Regions from separate parts of the Homo sapiens genome. Here region 2 is linked to region 1. The links are chromatin contacts, found by Hi-C or POLR2A ChIA-PET in ENCODE. All regions are on one chromosome and are shown on one strand. The core of a region is the stretch at or near the end of the contact, and the rest is flanking DNA. Distances in the headings are between cores, read along the strand shown. Region 1 holds the start of GPR19 (G protein-coupled receptor 19). Region 2 holds the start of GPRC5A (G protein-coupled receptor class C group 5 member A).

What was found. Hi-C counts contacts between places; a loop is a spot of excess contacts on that map. ChIA-PET counts read pairs that join two places held with the same protein, here RNA polymerase II (POLR2A). Pooled maps may share reads with other maps.
Region 2: a pooled map shows a loop between it and region 1 (2.1-fold over the local background). The contact joins the promoter of GPRC5A here to the promoter of GPR19 in region 1. A Hi-C loop is called at or near these places in 2 of 50 pooled maps. POLR2A ChIA-PET finds 5 or more read pairs at or near these places in 2 of 52 experiments (MCF 10A and activated T-cell).

What each region holds. Positions count from the first base shown.
Region 1 is chr12:12,691,119-12,697,432 of GRCh38, reverse strand. It overlaps GPR19 (G protein-coupled receptor 19), which reads left to right and starts at 1,250. Exons shown (of 4, transcript NM_006143.3): 1 at 1,250-1,368; 2 at 1,922-1,974. RefSeq lists enhancers at 1,083-1,162, 1,343-1,502.
Region 2 is chr12:12,888,555-12,894,868 of GRCh38, reverse strand. GPRC5A (G protein-coupled receptor class C group 5 member A) reads right to left here and starts at 3,307. Exons shown (of 4, transcript NM_003979.4): 1 at 3,205-3,307.

The DNA of each region.
Region 1 (6,314 bases), core at 1-2,500:
TAGAAATCCTTCCATAAAAATACTTTTTAAAAAGTCACTTTGCCTGCCTTTTTTTTTGTTTTCAAACGAATCCAGTCATATCTGTAAAACAAGTTTCCATCAGATCTCATTTTATAAGCAACATCCTCTTCTAAGCCACCTGAAACTGACTTTGAAGAGCTCTTCAAACCATTTCAAAAATTTGTTTGTTGGCTTGTGCTTTCTTGGGTTAATGCTTCTAGAGTCGTCTCCAAGTTTCAAATTTTGCATGGCTGCTTTTTTTTTTTTTTTTTTTTTTTTACTTCGCTTCAAGAGTCAGTCTTAAATCATGTAGGTTTTGCTTGAGGTTTGCTCGAGCAAGAGGACCTTAGGTTTGGTCTTATTTGCATTTTTACCATAACTAGGCCTACATTCTAAATAAGTAACTAAATGCCACCTATGAGTTTCATTAACTGTGGCTGCTTGCCACTTTTTAGTTCTGGTTAGGGTGGTGCTATTGTTTTCCTCAGGTTCATTAGAAACATCTTCCGTGACAGCTCTGACGCGGCACCGATTTCTGAGTGTCCAGTGTTTTCCCTACCATTATTTTCTTTGGTCTGAAGTTGACACTTAAACTGTCCAGTTTTAAACCTCCGATCCGTGTTCCCAAATGAAAACATGACTTTCATTACGAATTACACGTCAAGGGAGCAAACCAAGGCGCTCGGGGCGGCGAGAACCGCGACACAGCGCTTCGCCTGGACTGGTAAACAAACCGCCGCGCAGGCGCAATGGCAACAGGACGGTAACCTGGGTAGCCGCCAATGGGCTTTTTCGTAGAGTGAAAAGCGGAAAAGCCAAACAAAACGCTGGTTCCAAGGTGATAAACTGGCTGACTTCCTCTATTTTTACTTTTTTAAAAAATTTTGTTTCTGAAGAAGTAGTTGTGCGGCCTTCTGGGCCTCGCAGAGATCTTCTTCGTGGAATTCCTCGGCCCCAGAGAAATGCCGCTAGCCTGTCGGCTAGTTATATTAGCCTAATTTTTTGTCTTGATCTTTTTCATTTGACTGCAGCACTAATCCTAATCCACTGGGGCAGCAAAAAAAAAAAAAAAAAAAAAAAAAAAAAAAAAAAAGGGCGGGTGGGATCTCAACGCCACGGAAAACCTTCATACTAGCCGGCCATCACCAAACCACGCGAGATCTGCCTGAGGAGAAGCGCCACCCCGGGAGTGCACGTTTGCGCATGCGTCTGGCTCATCATTTTTAGCGCGCAAAAGTTTCAAAACTTTCCGCCTAGTGAGAGGCGGTCCGATTTGGCCCTTGGGGAGTGTCCGTCGCGTTGATCTGATGGATTCACGTACACAACACCACATTCTATGAGATTTTGCAGGCAAAAGTCCACAAGCTCGTATGGTCATCCCTTCTTTCCGTTTTTATATTGGCCGTGAACTCTGTGAGGGGAGGTTTCAGCGACTGAAGTAGTAAAGGAGTGGGAGCGGGAGAGCCGATTAATGAGGTTGTAGAATAAGAGAGAAATCTGAAGGGACAAAGGAGTTTTATTTATTTTTTGGCTGGTGACCAAGAGGATGTGAGTGTGAGCTAAGGTAATACAGTGGGAAGGAGAAGATGGGAAGATTTGAGAGATAAATGAAGGCAGTAGCTCTGTAGCCTACCTGGGAGGCCAGACTAGAAAGAAGTTGACAGTAGAGGACATTTTTCTTAAAAGAGTGTGAACTTATGCATGTTTGTAAACAGGCAGAAATGGCATGCATTTAGTACATGGTGTATATAAGGTGGAAATCGGGACGCCCCTAATGGAATGGAATGAGGAAGATTCTAAAAGCCACAGTCCTGAACACAGGCCGAGGTGGAATTGCGAAGAACAGTCGCGGTAACAGAAGTCAGGAATTTGGGAACTGTCTCGAGGGATCTGACCAATCTGACCTCTTTTTGTCTCTCAGGATATATGGGACACCTGCACCGGCATTGGATTTGGCCCCGCAACATCTTAAAGGTACCACCCAACACCTGAAGTGTCTGCCTCCTTCCGATGGAGCCTCCTGGCCCCTCCCACCTCTCACCAGCTTTACCCTTTAGCCAGAATGAAATGTGGATTTCATGGAATGAAATGGTGGCATTTAGCTACCACATTACTCAGATGTGTCACTGACACCTTACAGAAGTACATACTTCTAGCCTCTAGCCTCCCAGTTCACTAGATATTAGAGTCCATCTTGATATCGGCAGCAATTCTATGCCACTTAGCTACTATAATTTGATTCTTTGTATACTATCTGGAGTACAAGGCAGAAGAATGCTGATGGAATACGTAATTTTACTCCAACAAAGGAATGGCTGATAGGTAAAGAGTATCACTTCATCTGTAAGAAAAACTAAATATGGAAAGCCACAGGATTGAAGCTAGCAGTGATGGAGAAGGATCCCAGTGTGAATATATAGAATGGAAGTACTTCAGTAAAGAGCCAGGCATGGTAATCACTTACCAAGAAAGTGACTTCATTTCATTTTGGCAGCCTAAAGTATATCCTGGCAGCTGCGCTGTATGTGTGAAGTGCATAGGAAAATGCTGCAGGAAAAATCCATGGAGGCAATGGAATAGGATTTCAGGGTTGAAGCCTGGGTGTCTTGTTTTAGGGAGTGGGATCATCCAGCTCTGAGAGGCATGACATCTCGATATGATGTCATATAAAGTGTGTACAATTGGGAATCAGACCTGGGCTTTGACTTTAGGGTCTGCCAGTCACTCTGTGTGTCCTGTCTGAATCTCAGTTTCTCAATTTATAAAATAAGGATAATAGTGCCTGTGCCATAGGATTATTGTAATGACAAAATGAGGTAGCATAGAACTTAGTGTAAAGTACATGCCACCTATCAGTTGAATTGTGGATGCTCTGTGCATCGTAGGTCCGTCTGTATTTAGGGAGCTTTAAGACAGGTACTCTACCGGGTCAGGCGCGGTAGCTCACGCCTGTAATCTCAGCACTTTGGGAGGCTGAGGCGGTCGGATCACAACGTCAGGAGATCGAGACCATCCTGGCAAATACGGTGAAACCCCGTCTCTACTAAAAAAAAAAAAATACAAAAAATTAGCCGGGCGTGGTGGTGGGCACCTGTAGACCCAGCTACTCCAGAGGCTGAGGCAGGAGAATGGCGTGAACCCGGGAGGCAGAGCTTGCAGTGAACCGAGATCACGCCACTGCACTCCAGCCTGGGCGACAGAGCGAGACTCCGTCTCAAAAAAAAAAAAAAAAAAAAAAAAAAAAGACAGGTACTCTACCATGCCCACACATTAGAATCACCTTGGGAGCTTAAAAAAATCCTAATGCCCTGGCTTTTCTCTATACCAATTAAATCAGAATCTCTGCGAGTGGAGCCCAGACATCAGTACTTTCTTAAAACCCTCCATTTTGCAACAAAGGTTGAGAGCCACTGCTTTAAGAGTTCCCTCTAGGGCCAGGCACGGTGGCTCACGTCTGTAATCCCAGCACTTTGGGAGGCGGAGGCGGGGGGATCACGAGGTCAGGAGCTTGAGACCAGCCTGGCCAACATGGTGAAACCCCATCTCTACTAAAAATACAAAAATTAGCTGGGTGTGGTGGCACGCGCTTGTAATCCCAACTACTCCGGAGGCTGAGGCAGGAGAATTGCTTAAACCCAGGAGGCAGAGGTTGCGGTCAGCCGAGATCGTGCCACTGCACTCCAGCCTAGGTGATAGAGCAAGACTCCGTTTTGGAAAACACGTTTGGAGGAATGAAGTTTAGAGCTTGAGACAGGCAGATAAGTAGGGCATCATGAGCTCTATTCAGGAGGAAGGCCACTGTGATAAGAATGGGGTTAACGTACTAATTTGGGAAAGGTCATTGATAAAGCCATTAGTATAATTGCCAGGATACACAGGCTTAGCTGTAGAGATAGAAGAGTGTCAGTCTCCCAAGCTGGTCTTTTGATCTAGCACAGGCAACACAGATAATGATGTCTTTATTGCATTACACATGGTGAATCTTGGGCCATCAGCAGGGCTGATGGCAGTAGTGGGTTGGGGCGGATCTTTACAACCTGCAATACCTCATTGGTTGGGGAGGGCATCAAGGCATGATTGAAATGTGTGTTCTTTTCCAATGAGAGGCTGCTGTACATGGGAATGCATGTGCAGCAGGGCATTGATAATGAAGTGTTTTCCGGTAGCCTATCAGGGTTGATGTGGCAGCTCTGACCACACAAGTGGTTTTGTTATTATTAACAGATGAGAAAGGTGAGGTTCAAGCCTGTCTTTGTAGCCTTTCAGGGAACACAGAATCACTTGGAATACAAGTGGCATGGTCAGCAATTTCAGCTTCTAAGAGACAAGTTACTTGCTAGTAGGACAATTCTGGTTTCTAGGTTTATAAATAACTCAGAAGTTGAAATCACCATACTACTTTAGTTATTGAATATAAGACAAAAAAGGTAGTGATAATGGCCAAGAATATCTTTTGCCACATGAAGTTACCTGTCTTTAATTGGGTTCCTTTTCTTGAAAAGCAGGCACACATGAGTGACAGAGAATCTTCCTGGGACCGATAGGAATGCTAGACAGATTGGTCTCTGTCTTTAAAGGTTTTTATGGGTTAGAGTGAGCCAGGACTAGAGCCAAAGACAAGTAATGCTTCAGTTTCTTAAGGGCTTTTTCAGCTGCTGGAGGCCAGTAGTACTTTTGCTCAGAAAGCAAAGGAGAAAGGGGCTTAAGCCCAGTTGGAGAAAAAAAAAAACAAAAAAAACAACTATAATTAGGTCTTTTGTGCTTTGTGGATATCAAATACCTGTTGGACCTTTTTCAGAAACTTTCATATTGTACCAGTATGGGGTTCTGGTTCTATAAATGAGGGTATCCAGTCCGTCTTTCTTTCTGCCTCTTTTTGGGGTACAAGAAATTAAATTTGAGTCAGGCGCAGTAGCTCACGCCTGTAATCCTAGCACTTTGGGAGACCAAAGCAGAAGGATCGCTTAAGCCCAGGAGTTCAAGACCGGTCTGGGCAACATGGCAAAACCCCGCCATTAACCTGGCTAATATTACAAAAAAAAAGACAAGAGAAGCCAGCAGCGAGTCATCACTGGACCTGACCAAGATGACCACTCAAAGAGAGGAATAGACTTCAGCAGGGAAAAGCTAAAGGTCTTTCTGGAGTTAGATAAGTGGCCAGCTGGTCAAAGGAGCTATAGTTGAAAAATTCATAGAAGTAGAGTTTTGTCCCCCTAAACCCACGTAAGTGCCCATTGAGATAAGGAATCAGTCTTTAATACCTGTGAGGTACAGGGAAACTGATGGCAGCTCATGTTAGTACCAACAAAGTAAGACGTATTGCTCATCCTCCTCTCAAACCCTGGAGGGATCAGAAACTAGGAGGGGCAAGATCTAAGGAAACAAGTCAGGAAAAAAGAGAAGTGGCCACACTGTTTTGTTAAATCTACTACAGAAGGCACAAACTGGGAGGAGGGAGAAATGCCTAAACTAAGTCAGGTGCCAACTTTTGATTGTTATATAGGACTGGATATTTTAGTTATTAACATCTCTTAACTAAAAATGACCAGAAAAAGTAATGGGACCACCCAAGTTTTAATTCAGGGATAAGAGAAGAACCAGCCTTGCAACCAGACACCCTTGAAGGGTGTTTTCAAAGGGACAGTGGAAAATGAAAATTAGGTGGTTTTAGGTTAATCTCAAAAGTCATGCTTATTCAGTGTGCTGGTACACTGTCGCTGAGCACCTACTTTGCTGTTTTAGATCCTAGAGGTATAAAGATGAATTGGATGACATCCACCTTACAAGAATCTATGAAGTCAATGCAATATGACATATGCAATCGTATAAGTAGTATATATGAAAATTAAAGTACTATGGTGAAAAGGAAAATGTGACTAACTTATTTTGGAAGGATACAGAGTGGGAGAGAAATAGAACTACAGATAAGATAAAACCCAGCAGGGTTTGAAAAGAGGAGTAGATGTTCACAAAGAGGACAAGGCAGAGAAACTGTCAAGTCTAAGCCACGGAGGCAATACAAGCAGTGTGAAGGGCATGCTTGTTCAGCAGGTGACTCAAATGGAGGTGAAATGGAGGTCACAGGGGTTGAGTTTAGACCAGAGCTATTGGCAGGCTCATTCTGGAAAGTTAACGGAATTTTAGAAACAGATGCACCAAGAGACCAGTCATTTCATCTATCAGTCATTCCTCCCTCTGTTTGACTTTGCCTTTTATAAAATTGACCAACAGCCCTTTTTATTTTTTTATTTTTTATTTTATTTTATTTTATATTTTTTAGTTTGGGATATGACCTTTATTGAGCTTATCCACCA
Region 2 (6,314 bases), core at 2,058-4,557, 200 kb before region 1:
AGGCAGAGCTTGCAGTGAGCCGTGATCGCACCACTGCACCCCAGCCTGGGTGACAGAGCGAGACTCTGTCTCAAAAAAAAAAAAAAAAAAAAAAAACCATCCTAGACTTTTATGCACCAACTAATATAGCACCAAAATACGTAAAACAAAAAGTACTGAAGGCTGGGTACAGAGGCTTACACCTATAATCCCAGCACTTTGGGAAGTGAAGGCAGGAAGATTGCTTGAGCCCAGGAGTTTGAGTCAAGCCTAGGCTACATGGCAAAACCCCATCTCTACAAAAAATTTAAAAATTAGCCAGGTGTAGTGGTGGGTGCCTGTAGACCCAGCTACTCAAGAGTCTGAGGCAAGAGGATCACTTGAGCTTGGGAGGTGGAGGTTACAGTCAGCCAAGATTGTGCCACTGCACTCCAGCCAGGGCAACAGAGCAAGACCCTGTCTCAAAATAAATAAATAACTGCTGAAAATACAAGGAGAACCCAAAGGCAATACTATAGTTGCATGAGACTTTCATACTTCTTTACCAGTCCTTGGCAGATAAAATATACAATATGAATAAGAACATGGTAAAATTGTGTAAATGTTCTATGGATACTTAAATAGAAATATTCTCTATCTTCATATCTTATTAGATCTCCATTACTAATCATATAATTCAGATCCTCTATATCAGTGATCAGCATAGATTTTCTATAAAGGGCCAGGTTATAAGCAATTTAAGACTCTGCAAGCCACACATTTGTAGCATGAAAGCAGCATAGATGATACATAAACATATGAGCATTGCTGTGTTTTAGTAAAATAGTGGATTACAGGTTGTGGCTCATGCCTATGATCCCAGCACTTTGGGAGGCCGAGGCAGGCAGATCACCTGAGGTCAGGAGTTTGAGACCAGTCTGGCCAACATGGTGAAACCCTGTCTCTACTAAAAATACAAAAATTACCCAGGCGTGGTAGCGGGCGCCTGTAATCCCAGCTACTTGGGAGCCTGAGGCAGGAGAATGGCTTGAAACCTTGAAACCGGGAGGCAGAGGTTTCAGTGAGCCGAGATCACGTCACTGCGCTCCAGCCTGGGCAAGAGCGAGACTCCATCTCAAAAAAACGAAAACAAAAACAAAACAAAACAAAACAAAAATCACTTTATTTACAGAAAGAGGCTATAGGCCATATTTGGTCCATGGACCATAGTTTGCCATCTCTACTCTATTATGATTGCTTAATAGGAACTATGGTCCATGGTCCAAATGGAACATTTGCCAAAAATGAGCATATTTAGAATACAAAGACAAATCTGGAATTAGAAAATAAGAAATGTGCAGACCATATAGTCTGACCACAGTGCAATAAAAATGAGAATAAAAGAAGCAAACACCCTGAACTACTCAGGAAGTCAAAGATTCCTCAAGCAAAAATACTCCTCAATTTATTGTTTACTATACCACCATATTAATTCCTCAGCTTAATCTTGGGACTTTAAATAGTAGTGGACCCAGAATGAGAAGAATAAAATCACGCCGTCAAAATTGTTCTTCATACCCTGTTGTCTTCGATTACCATTCAAGACTAGAATACAAAAAAGCCAGTTCTAAAGGGAACTTCCAAGGCGACGTGTGCAGATGGAGAGGGGCCAGAATCGAAACACAGGAGGGGAAACTGGGGGCCTCCCCAAGACCCCTATGAGGAACTCAGGCCCAGCCCCTTGCCTGATCACAGTTCCATGTTCCTGCGGAGCTGGGAGGAGAAATCAGTCTTCCTGACTCAAGGTTGAGAGCTCTTCCCGGGAAACCAAAGGGTTCTGCTCATTCCATTCTGCCCTTGAGGCACTCACCTCTCCACGCCCTTGGAGAGGTCCCTTGTTTCCCACGTAGCGCCTCTCCCGGCCCTTCCTTCCCCTCATTCCTTCCCTCACCTAGCAGACACCGGCATGCAAACCTGGAGGGTGTGTGCCCCCTCCGCCCTCACCCCTCCCGTGGTCCCTAGCCCATTGTGTCTGAAGTAGCTGAAGTGTTCCCCTTCAGGAATGAACCCACAGCAGTGGCTGATTCGGCCGAACCCTTCAACAGGTGTGGTGTTTACACAAGCCTCTGAGGAGACAATCAGGAATGGAAAGAAGTCAGGAATGGAAAGTCCTTCAAATTCCTTGATTCTGAGCAGGTTTCAGCTGTTAGCTAGCCTTTCCCATGGATGTTTAAAGCTATCTGTGGCCGGGCGCGGGGGCTCACACCTGTAATCCCAGCACTTTGGGAGGCTGAGGCGGGCAGATCACCTTAGGTCGGGAGTTTGAGACCAACCTGACCAACATGGGGAAACCCCGTCTCTACTAAAAATACAAAATTAACCAGGAGTGGTGGTGCATGCCTGTAATCCCAGCTACTCGGGAGTCTGAGGCAGGAGAATCGCTTGAACCCGGGAGGTGGAGGTCGCGGTGAGCTGAGATCGCAACATTGTACTCCAGCCTGGGCAACAAGAGTGAAACTCCATCTCAAAAAATAAAATAAAGCTATTTGCCAGCCTTCCCCATGGATGTTTAAGGGACCAGATGGAACAGCATCTATGCTATTCCCAAATCCTATCCATAAAGTCGGTAGTGGAAGGTGCACTCTCAGCGCACATTCAACTTTCATCTGTCCCAGGTTTCTGAGCAACTCAAGGCACACCAGAGTGGAACTGACCGCCCACACATCAAGAGAAAAGGGATGGGCTTCTAGATCTAATTCCCAAAACTCAGAAGGGCTTTTTGCAGCATCTGGGTAAAATAGTAGCTGTCACCGTGTCCTCCCTCCTGCCCCTGCCCCTTGTTTCCCACTCCCCCTCCACTCCCAGTACCTTCGGGTCCTCTGAGATCTTTCTCCCTCTATTCTTTTCCTGCAGAGTGATCCCAGAGCTGCTCACCTCCTGCCTGGCCGGATTCCATCTACTCAAAGTTTGTAGAATGTGTCCGAGCAGAAACTATTACCCTGATTATCTCTTTGCTCTCTGCCTCTATCTTAGCCTAGGAAACCCGCAAAGGGGAAAAAAAAAAAAAAAAATCTGAGTTGTTAAACTAGAGGAACTGTTTCCTAGGGAATTTTTTTCTCATAGCCAACTGTATTCCATTACCAGGATTTCTCTCCTCTTCTATCCCACCCCTCCCAACGCCCCGCTCTCCCCAGACGATTTAAATCCGGAGGCCCCAGCGCTCTGGGCTCCTGGCGCCTCACTTACCCTAGTGCCAAGGCGTTGGCCGTGAACTTGGTGCTGCTTCCCGCGCGCAAGAGGGCAGCAGGCGAGCTCCTCAGTGCTGGGGGAGACCTTGGACAGCTATCCCGCCCTCGCACTCTGAGCAGTTGTTATAAAGGCGGCCCTCGCCGGAGGGAGGGAACGAGCGAGGGGTGAGCAGAGGGACAAGGAGGGGGAGGGTCGAGGGAGAGGACACGCCTATTCCAGTTCCACGGCACTTCATGCTGTTATGAAAATAAAGTCCCCGTGCCAGGGAATGACCCAAAAACCGTCTGACGTCAGAGGCACAGTCACCCCTGGAAGCTGGGCGGGGGTGACCACCCGGCCCTGCCCAGCGCATCGGACTCCTCCGAGACGTGCTCACGCGCTGGTCCCAGGGCGCCGGCTACGAGAGGGGAGCCGGAGCAGACCAGCTCCTTACGGGCCCCGCCAGCTGTCACCTCCCGGGGGAGCCACACCCGCCTCCCCGCAGGCACTCGGGTCCACCCGGGGCAAGGGCCCAGCCCGCGAGATTGCAGCAGCTCCGCCGTCAAGTCCAGCGGGACAAGCCAGCCTTCCTCCACTTTCTTTGACCTTAGCTTAGCCTTTCTCTCCATCACTCTCCCCCAGCCACTGCCGTATGGGAAGCCAGGCTTCAGAAAAAGGAGGCAGCCACCTTCTCAGGGCTCCCCAGCCAAAGCCACGTGAAAGCCAAGGAAAACTTCCCCCACCAGGTCCGTAGTTAGCTCAGCAGCTCCACCTGTCAGAGTCTAGACAGGCACCATTAGTGCTGCCCTGGGGCTGAGAGATCAGTATCTCTCCTTTCCTAACTGCCTCTCCTAAAGCCTCGACAATGCAGGCTGATTGAACGGGGGCGCCAGATGAAATTATGAAATGAAGGAATTTGCTTTGGTGCCTGGTTTCCCCTCCCTCCACTGCCCACTCCTCTTCCAGGATCAAGCCAATCGGACCGAAACTCGTCTTTGTTTACGTGTGGAACGATCCTGGAGTGGCTGCCCGCCTGTGTCGGGGCTCAAGCCAGGTTCTACCCCATGCCACGGGGAGGCAGGAGGGACTCTGTTTTTAAAGTGGTTATCAGCGCGCTTGGTAAACTAATCTGGATTATTCTGCATATGAAGAAATGGGGGAAGGCCCAGGGCTCCCCAGCTTTCTCTTCACTTCTCCCCACACCCCAAGTCTCCAGAGCCTAAAGTGCTTTTAAAATGTGACCTACTGGAGACTGTGACCCCACCATTGTTAGGTTTTTATTTCACTCCCAAAAAACCACAGGCAGTGCCTTGAGTGTTGGAACACTTTGAGGTATGCAGCCCAGGGGTCTGTGAGTCCACCCATTTCACACCTAAGACTCCCAGGGGTGTGTGTGGCAGAGTGGGGGTGGGTACTGAGAGACTGGTGGGACTGCAAATGACAGTGCTTTATAGTGTGTGCCATCCGCTAAGTCAGGGCTTCTCTCCGGACCCCAGCGTTCTCGTCTGTTCAAGAAGTTGAACTAGACTACCATTGTACAATAGAACTATAATTCAAGCCACAAACATAAGCCACATTTGTTTTTTATTTTTTGTGTGTTTTTTCTTTTTTAGACAAGGTCTCGCCGTCACCCAGGCTGGAGTACAATGGCACAATCGGCTCACTGCAGCCTCAATCACCCAGGCTCAAGCTATCCTTCCACCTCAGCCTCCCAAGCACCCAGGACCACATGTGTGCATTACCACACCTGGCTAATTTTTTTGTTTGTTTCTTGTTTGAGACACTCTCACTTTGTCACCCAGGCTGGGGTGCAGTGATACCATCATGGCTCACTGTAAGCCTTTACCTCCCAGGCTCAAGCAGTCTTCCCGCCTCAGCCTCCCAAGTAATTCTTTTTATTATTTATAGAGACAAGGTCTCGCTGTGTTGCACATGCTGGTCTCAAACTCCTGGGTTCATGCCATCCTCCAGCCTTGGCCTTCCAAAGTGCTAGGATTACAGGTGGGAGCCACCACACCTGGCCCACATATGTCATGTTAAATTTCTAGCCACATTAAAAGAAGTACAAAGAAACAGGAAAATTAATTTTAATAACACTGTATATTTTTTACCCAAATATGATCCCAAATATGATCATTTCAACATGTAATCAATATTTTTAAAAATATTAAGGGGCTATTTTACTTCTTTGGTTTCCAACTATATCCTCAAAAACCCAGTGTGTCTTTTATATTTAAAGCACCTGTCAGTGTGGACCAGCCACATTTCCATTGCTCAAAAAGTGTGTGTGGCTTGTGGCTACCACACTGGATAGTGAGGACTAGTTGTCCCTGGTGGCTCTTCCAGCACGGAGTCTGAATCACCATGTCTAGGGTGAGTTTCATGACATCGAGCAAAAGACGTCAAGTCTGAGGATGGTGAAAGAACAAAGATGATGTGGTTTTGGGGATCCTACCCTATCTCTACACCCCCTCCCCAGGACCACATTCCCATTAGGTCCTCCTAATGAGAATGTGATGAGTGTATTTGATCTTTCCTTTGTTCACTGTTCTCTGGATGGTATCTGTCTGGCAGGTCCAGGGTGTGTGAGACAGAGAGCATGTGTGGGGATGCTTGTTCTGAACCTGTCTTCAGTCATTGCTCTTCACTTTGCTATTGGCTTTGTTTGTTGTTGTTGTTATTCTTAGAGACAGTGTTTCACTATGTTGCCCAGGCTGGAGTGCAATGGCTATTCACAGGCCACCATAGCTCACTACAGCCTCCAACTCCTGGGCTCAAGCCATCCTCCTGCCTCAGCCTCCTGAGTAGTGCCATTGACTTTGGATGTCCCACCTTGTCCTCTTAGTACTCTCTTTTCTACTCTCCTCTTAACCTCTTGGTCTCCTCCTATCCCTTTATGGAGACACCTGCCTGCACAAAGCCAGGACTAGATGAGGCCAATGAGGCAACCAGAGCACAGATTTCAAGGAGGCACTCCACAACTTTAAGAGTGAGTGCCCCTTTAAATCCTGAGCTCTAGTCCCCTTGCTTGCCTCTCCCAGTCCCGGCCCTGCACCTGTGTCCCTGGGGGCTGGCTCTCTGGAAGAAGACAGGGAGGACTAGGGCAGGTGGAATAGCTGAGTGATTCT